Regions from separate parts of the Homo sapiens genome. Here all the other regions are linked to region 2. Evidence: read pairs that join two places in POLR2A ChIA-PET (ENCODE). Cell type or tissue: GM12878. All regions are shown on one strand.

Region 1 (2,500 bases), 1.9 Mb after region 2:
CTCAATACAGCCCCCTTCACAGCCCATGCAGTTTCTCCACTGCTCCCCTTGTATGTGACCCTGGGGCGAACCTCTCCTCCTTTGGAACCTTGATCTCCCAGTTTATCTCCCAAATTAATAATTTTTTTTATTTGAGTAGCTGCAATATACAAGCCATAAGCCATAACGATGTCCTCTCTGGCACTTTGCACCATATGGAACATGCCAGCAGACAATGAGAGGACTGAAGAGCTGAGCATCGGCAATGAAACGCTTAGCCTGGGAGCACAGCACACGCTGCATAACGACCTTTCTGTCAATGATGGGTTGCGTCTGTGAAGGTGGGCCCACTCAATTAGAATGCTGTATTTCTACTGTATCTTTTCTATGTTTATTTATTTATTTTTTATTTTTTTTGAGACGGAGTCTTATTCTGTCCCTCAGGCTAGAGTGCAATGGCCTGATCTCGGCTCACTGCAACCTCCGCCTCCCGGGTTCAAGCGATTCTCCTGCCTCAGCCTCTTGAGTAGCTGGGATTACAGGCACCTGCCACCATGCCTGGCTAATTTTTGTATTTTTAGTAGAGATAGGGTTTCACCATGTTAGCCAGGCTGGTCTCAAATTCCTGACCTCAAGTCATCTGCCCGCCTTGGCCTCCCAAAGTGCTTTTCTATGTTTAGATGGACAAATACTTCACCACTGTGCTACAATTCCCTACAGTATTTAGTATAGTAACATGCTGGATAGGTTTGTAGCCTGGGAGCAATGGCTATGCCACATGGCCTAGGTGTGTGGTAGGCTAGCCCATTTAGGTGTGTGTGAGTACACTCTAGAATGTTCACACGACGACAGAATCGCCTAATGACGCATTTCTCGGAGCGTATACGGGTCTTTAAGCAACACATGACTGCAGTACACCTTTGTTCATGGTTCACTGTCCCGAAGAATCATGTGGCCTCTTCTAACTTGACGCGGGCAGCAAAAGAGAGCCTCTGCATACCCGAAAGTAGAGGACGGGGGTCAGGTGAATGTCAGCTCCTCATTGCCTCCACAGGCAGCCAGGCTGTGAGTCAAAGAGGATGAACCTATTTTCACTTGGTTATCTTTAAATCCCAGAGTCCGGCTGGGCGCGGTGGCTCACGCCTGTAATCTCAGCACTTTGGGAGGCCGAGGTGGGCGGATCATTTGAGGTCAGGAGTTTGAGGTCAGTCTGACCAATATGGTGAAACCCCGTCTCTGTTAAAAATACAAAATCAGCCGGGCATGGTGGTGCATGCCTGTAGTCCCAGCTACTTGGGAGACTGAGGCAGGAGAATCGCTTTAACTTGGGAGGCAGAGATTGCAGTGAGCTGAGATCAGCCCATTGCACTTCCAGCCTGGGCAACAAGAGCGAGACTGTGTCTCAAGGAAAAAAAATTCCCAGAGTCACAGAGGAAATTTAAATGGACTAGGACTCAGCAGAAGGGAAAGAAATGTTAAAAGAAGCCAGAGTTTCTGATGAGATCATGCTTGAGGCTTTAGAAATTGTCAGGAACTCAGGAAGCCCGGGTATAGTGAAAAAAAAAAAAAAGTGAAAGAGAGAGAAAATCAAAAACAGAGAGCAAGAAACAAGTGCTGGGAAGAGAGGAGTTTGTTTACCATAAAGCCCCTGATTTGTTTGCCAGGATAGGTCCCCTTCTCCTTCAGAAACACAGCACCTCCAGAGTGAATGATGAATGAATGCCATTTCTGACCCCAACAGCCCAAGCCACACAAATCATTCTTTGGGCCAGGCATGAGGTGCTGTTAATAAAACACAGAGCCAGTGTTCTGCCTAAAGAGGAAGGAAGTATTTACTGAACACTAGAGCACTGGGTTGTACACAACCGAATTGGGAAACCACTAGAATATGCCTCATCACGAACAACATCCGTGCCACACGCTCCCGTGCCCAACACGCCCTGGGGCCTGGGAACAGTCAGAGAAAATCTTGTGTCCTGCCTTTGGGAGCTTCCAGATCAGAGCTGACCCACTGACCACACTGTGTACAGAGTCCAGTCATCAGAAGGGATTGAGCAAGGAAACAGGGTGTCCATCCAGCCCTGAAGGCAGGCAGCTGCCTACGCACTTCATGGCAGTGTTTGCAGGAGGACAGGTTACTCATCTGCTGGAGCTCTTAGAGGGAAGCTTAAGGCCAAAGAGGACTTCCATAGACAAGAGCTTCCCCGGGCCTGTTGAGGAAATAGTCCCGATACAGGAAGGAGATTGATAATACAGAGGGAAGTGAGGAGGAAAAGGAAGAAAGATTAAACCTAGAGAGAGGCACAGTGAAGGTGGAGGTGGTGGTGTGACAATGATGGAGACGTCCCCATGCATTGCCCTTTGTCACTGGCACCACCCTGGGAGAATCACTCCGCTAGCTTGGTGGGCAGTAGGGCTGGCACCCAGGCAGGCTTTCCCCACAGAGGCTGGTGAGATGATGATCCATGGGTAAAATGTAGGACTTTGAACCTGGAAGAACCTGGGGCCAGTTCCTGCTCCC
Region 2 (2,500 bases):
CCCACACCATGCCTCTGACCTCATTCAATACCCTTTGCCCCTTGCTTCCTGTGTTCTGGCCACACAGGGTCCCTGCCCAGGTACTTCCTGCTCGGTCGGCTCCTTCGGGTCCTTGCTGCACGGCCCCTTCCCAAACTCCACCCTCCCCTGCAAATGCTGCCCTCCTTCCCCTACCTACCTGGTGTTCCCTTTCCTTCTACCCTGCTTGCTTTTCTCTAGAACATTCTAACTAACATACCTTAGAATGTGCTTTTTTTGCTCTGCCACCCAGGCTGAAGTGCACTGTTAATGATTACGGTTCACTGCAGCCTCACTTCCCGGACAAGCAATCCTCCCACCTCAGCCTCCCGAGTAGCTGGGACAACAGGTGCACCGCCCACCATGCCCAGCTAATTTAAAAAAATATTTTCTTTATACAAAAAAATCAGCTGGGCATGGTGGTGCATATCTGTAATCTCAGCTACTCAGGAGGCTGGGTGGAAGAATCCCTTGACCCCAGGAGGCAGAGGTTGCAGTAAGCTGAGATCGAGCCATTTTCTTTTTTTTTTTTTAAGAGATGGGGGTCTCACTGTGTCGGTCAGGCTGGTCTTGAACTCCTGGGCTCAACTGATCCTTTGGCTACAGCCTCCCAAAGTGCGGGATAACAGGCATAAGCCACTGAATGTTCTTATTTTTATTATCATCTGTCCCCCCAACCCCCACTAGAATGTAAGATACAGGAGGGGTTTGTTTCAGTGCCTTGCCACATTCTCAGGGCCTGGAATTGTGCCTGCAACCAAACAGGTGCTCAAGTATTTGTTGAATGAATAAATGATTTATCAGTCAGTCTCTTAGGAGTTTAGTTAGCAGGACTTGGTTGGCAAGAATCAGAGAAGTCGGGAGCCAGCCAAGAGGGGGAGGCGGAACTGCCCTGCACAGGTACTTCCCGGAGCCCCAGCTGCCTGCTCTCTTTTTAGCAGCCACACCAACAATGTATCCGTTTTTAAAGCAAATGAGGAAATAATGGTTCAACCTGGGCCTCATTCAAGTGAGAATGGCGTCATCATTACCCTGTACCTGCCCTTTAGCAAAATAGAGGGGGAAGGCCCTGCTCTGTAACCTGATGGCCTAGCAACAAGGGGCAAGGGTTAGTTGGGACAATATAGGGAGGTGACTGTCCATCCTCACCTTAATGGACATGAGGGGAGGGGAGGGAAGGATGGGGCAAGAAAGTGCAGGCAGAAAGATGGAGCAGGCAAAGATGAGGAAGCAGGCCAGGCTAGGGGCTGTCAGGGACCTTCCCCAGCGTCCCCTCCTCCCTGGTCCTGTACCCAGCTGGGTCCCAGACACTCTCCACTCCCCACCTGCCTCTATAAGGAAGGCAGCCTCGTGTATGTCAGGCCCCTGGGGGAGCCTTAACTTCACCATCCTCTCACGGCCCTCCTCCTGGTCAGAGAATCCCAACCTCCCAGGCCCCACCAGAATTCCCCAGCCCTCCACGGGGCCTCGCCCACCGGGCAGAGCTGTGAGGGTCTCAGGGGGGGCTTCTGCTCCCGATCAGGGACCTGGGGCAGAGTGATGAGGATGCACCTGCCCAGGGAATCTTCCCTCCAAACAGCCCAGCCAAAGGCTGGAAGCTGAGCAACTTCCCTGCCTGTGTGCCCCGGAGGTCCCCACACTGGCCTGCTTGGCCTGCCCATCTCCATCACTCCTAGGGCCCTGCAGGGTGAAGAGAGTGTTCCAGAACTGTCCAGCCATCCTCCAGCACACACCTCCCCACTAGTAACTCCCTTCCCAGCCGAGGCGCCCTCCACCATGGGGGTTCTGACACCAGGGTCCCAGCTGGGGGACTTCTCCCTGCAGCAGGCTATGCCACTTACCTTCCTCCCGTGCCTTGGAGAAGCTGCTGGCAGCTGTAAGAGAGGTAAGGGCGATAAGGAGAGGGCCTGGTGTGGAGGGGAGACCAGAGACAGCCTCGAGACCCACCTGCTGAAGCCAGGAGGGAGGAGCAGGCTGATTCTTGGTAGTGAGGCCCCAGGACTCAGCTGGCACCATCACTCACAAAAGCTCTTTTGCGCCCCTCCCCCCACAACATCGCCTCTCATCCGCCCATTTCGCAGATGGGTAAGTAGTGAGCCCAGAATGGTGCAGAAATCCCTGGACCACATATACAGCAAGTTTAGGGGCTGGTCCGAGACTCAAGCCCAGATCTTTCCCTCTCTGTCCATGTTTCCAGAGGTGCCCTTCCTTCAGGCCTCATCTCTCCTGTGCTCCCAGTACCCCCACCTGAGCCCAAGACCTCAAGGCCCCAGCAGCAGCCCCACCATCACGTCCCTGGTGGACTCACCCAGCACGGCCAAGCAGAACAGCCCAGGGAGCCCCATGCCTCGGTGGGTGTAGGGCCTCTGCTCGGGCAGTGAGAACCTCCTAGTTCCTGGCCTCCCCCACCCTGAGGCCCCTGGGATGCTCCCTGGGTGGGTGCCTGCAGTGGGGAGATAACCTGGAGGCCGCAGCACCCCAG
Region 3 (2,500 bases), 220 kb before region 2:
AACACCCATGCTCAATGGCTCCCTCGCCACAAAGAAGCCCAGGACGTTCTGGCATTTGATCAACAAGAAGCCAGAGCCCAGATTTCTGGAAATGCCTTTTGGGCAGAGCATCCTGGTTTGTTTCTCTGTCACCAGTGAGAGATAAAAGCAGCTCTAGGTTTCAGGGGAATCTCAGCCTTTTGTGGCATGGCGGGTCGCCAGCGCCACCCGAGCAAGGAGCTGCAGGCCTCGAGATCCAGCAGCCCACAGCGTGGGGAACCCAGTGATGTCCCAGGGAATCCCAGGGTCCCCCGCCCCGCAGCTTCTCCCTGCCCAGCCCCCACAGTGAAGTAGAGGAAGAGGCCAAGCATACCTGCTTAAGATGAGGTCCAAGAGGGAAGGGCCAGTGGGACAGGAAGAGCTGGACTCCTCCTCCTGGCCAGGCTTGATTTATTTCCAGTCTCCTCGAATTTAGGAAAGAGACTCAAAATAAATGCCCCAAAGTCCATAGCCTTCCTTGCCCTTTAGCTTGGGAGAGGCAGAGGTCAGGCTGAGTTGCTGCCTCAATGCCTGCAGACCCTGGCAGGGAAGGGAAGGAAGGGGAGGGTGGTCACCCTGGAGGGTGGGCCTGTGCTGACCTGGGGAGCCCATGCCCCACCTGAAGGGCCAACGGGAATGTGCCAGAACGTGGTCCACTGCTACCAGTGTCCTGTTTTTCCAAGGAAAGCTCCAGATTCAAATGTAGATGTGAAATTTCCAGATTTTTTTAATGTTATCTCAAAAATTGTTTTAATTCTGTATAGGCCACACAGCTACTGCGTCTACAGACTGCATTCAGCCGTGCACATGCCACCACTCTGCATCTTTTTTTTTTTTTTTTGGCTGCTTCTTGCAGAGCAGGGCTAATTCATAGGCATTGTGCCCACAGTAGCCTGCATCTTCTGGTCTATAAAAAAGAAAAGAAAAAAAAATGCCCCAGGTGGCACAGGAAGCCAGGGAATAGGAGGGGAAGACTCTGGCTCACCTGATTGCACCTTTTGAATGCTGACCTATGGGGCTGTCTTAGGTATTCACAAACTATGTTTTCAATTTGCAAAGTTCCACAAATGCCTGAACCACCTCCCACAGGTAGAATTAAATGGGTTCTTTTCTCTCTTTTTTTTTTTTTTTTTTTTTTGAGACAGTCTCACTCTGTCCCCCAGGCTGGAATGCAGTGGCACTATCTCAGCTCCGCTGCAGCCTCTGTCTCCCCGATTCAAGAGATTCTTCCACCTCAGCCTCCTGAGTAGCTGGGACTACAGGTGCGCGCCACCACTCCCGGCTAATTTTTGTATTTTTAGTAGAGAAGGGGTCTCACCATGTTGGCCAGGCTGGTCTTAAACTCCTGACCTCACGTGATCCACCTGCCTCGGCCTTTCAAAGTGCTGGGATTACAGGCGTGAGGCACTCCTCCTGGCGAAGTGGGGTCTTCTTAGCTCAGCTCACAGCCACTTCAGCTTGAGCTGGAAGCAGGGGGCTAAGGCCTTTGGGGAGTGAGAGGGAGAGTGAAGTAGAAGTGAATGGGAAAAGACAGTGGGCAGCAGAGGCCCGGGCATGTGGCACCAGGAGAATGCCTGTCCCACCAGCAGGCCCTCCCTGCCTCTGCCAGCTCTCCATCCTCCCCTCCCCTGTGTATGCCACCGAGTGGCCTGGAGGGAGGCCAGACGAGCCTGTGTGTGGGGAAAGCCTGGGAGTCTAGTCAACCAACCTGGGCACCAGCTGGAGCTCTGCCACGATCTGACTGGGAGACCTCGCACCAGGCAGGGACCTCTCTAGACCTCAGCTTCCCATCAGCCTACGTGTGTTACTTCTTCAGGGAATCCCCCTTGGTTGTCCCCCCAATAGATTAGGTCTCCCCATAATAGGCTCACATAGCTCCTGGGACTTCTTCATAGTATGCAGCACAGTCAAAATTAATCAATCCCGATATAATTCTGGAAGAATCTTGTCCTTCTGGAAAAACATCTAAGCTCCATGAGATCCGAGACTGATAAATTTCTGGCACCTAACTCAATCCCTGACACATAGCAGGTGCTCAATAAATATCTACTCAAGGCCAGGTGTAGTGGCTCATGCCTGTAATCCCAGCACTTTGGGAGGCTGAGGTGGATGGATCAGAAGGTCAGGAGGCTAGCCAATATGGTGAAACCCCGTCTCTACTAAAAAATACAAAAATTAGCCGGGCGTGGTGGCAGACGCCTGTAGTCCCAGCTACTCAGGAGGCTGAGGCAGGAGAATCACTTGAACCGGGAGGCAGAGGTTGCAGTGAGCCAAGATTGTGCCACTGCACTCCAGCCTGGGCGACAGAGCAAGACTCTGTCTCAAATAAATAAATAAATAAATAACTACTCAAGGAATAAATGGTAGTATAAAATAAGTGTTATGGCTGGGCACAGTGGCTCACGCCTGTGATCCCAGCATTTTGGGAGAGCGAGGCCAGTGGATTGCCTGAGCTCAGGAGTTCGAGACAAGTCTGGGCAAC

What was found. Peaks named below come from ENCODE experiments on the same cell type or tissue, not always from the same donor. Only the 100,000 strongest peaks of a DNase experiment are listed, where the experiment ranks them.
Region 1: POLR2A ChIA-PET joins it to region 2 with 11 read pairs; 1 of 35 experiments calls an interaction of 5 or more read pairs at or near these places.
Region 3: POLR2A ChIA-PET joins it to region 2 with 6 read pairs; 7 of 35 experiments call an interaction of 5 or more read pairs at or near these places.

The regions. Positions count from the first base shown.
Region 1 is chr17:76,251,732-76,254,231 of GRCh38, reverse strand. LOC105371896 (a long non-coding RNA gene) reads left to right here. Exons shown (of 6, transcript XR_007065913.1): 5 at 140-320. Among named protein-coding and RNA genes, the nearest start is that of UBALD2, 12 kb to the left of the region's middle. RefSeq lists an enhancer at 2,053-2,122. In GM12878, no CTCF peak of the experiment used is centred here; no DNase peak of the experiment used is centred here; H3K4me3 peaks cover 1,030 bases; H3K27ac peaks cover 1,659 bases.
Region 2 is chr17:78,146,271-78,148,770 of GRCh38, reverse strand. It overlaps C17orf99 (chromosome 17 open reading frame 99), which reads right to left and starts at 2,386. Exons shown (of 5, transcript NM_001163075.2): 1 at 2,327-2,386; 2 at 1,860-1,892. The coding sequence starts at 2,363. RefSeq lists an enhancer at 1,144-1,363. In GM12878, no CTCF peak of the experiment used is centred here; a DNase peak (open chromatin) is centred at 1,010; H3K4me3 peaks cover 231 bases; H3K27ac peaks cover 2,500 bases.
Region 3 is chr17:78,367,730-78,370,229 of GRCh38, reverse strand. It overlaps SOCS3-DT (SOCS3 divergent transcript), which reads right to left. Exons shown (of 5, transcript NR_110847.1): 4 at 1,337-1,502. Among named protein-coding and RNA genes, the nearest start is that of SOCS3-DT, 8.5 kb to the right of the region's middle. In GM12878, no CTCF peak of the experiment used is centred here; no DNase peak of the experiment used is centred here.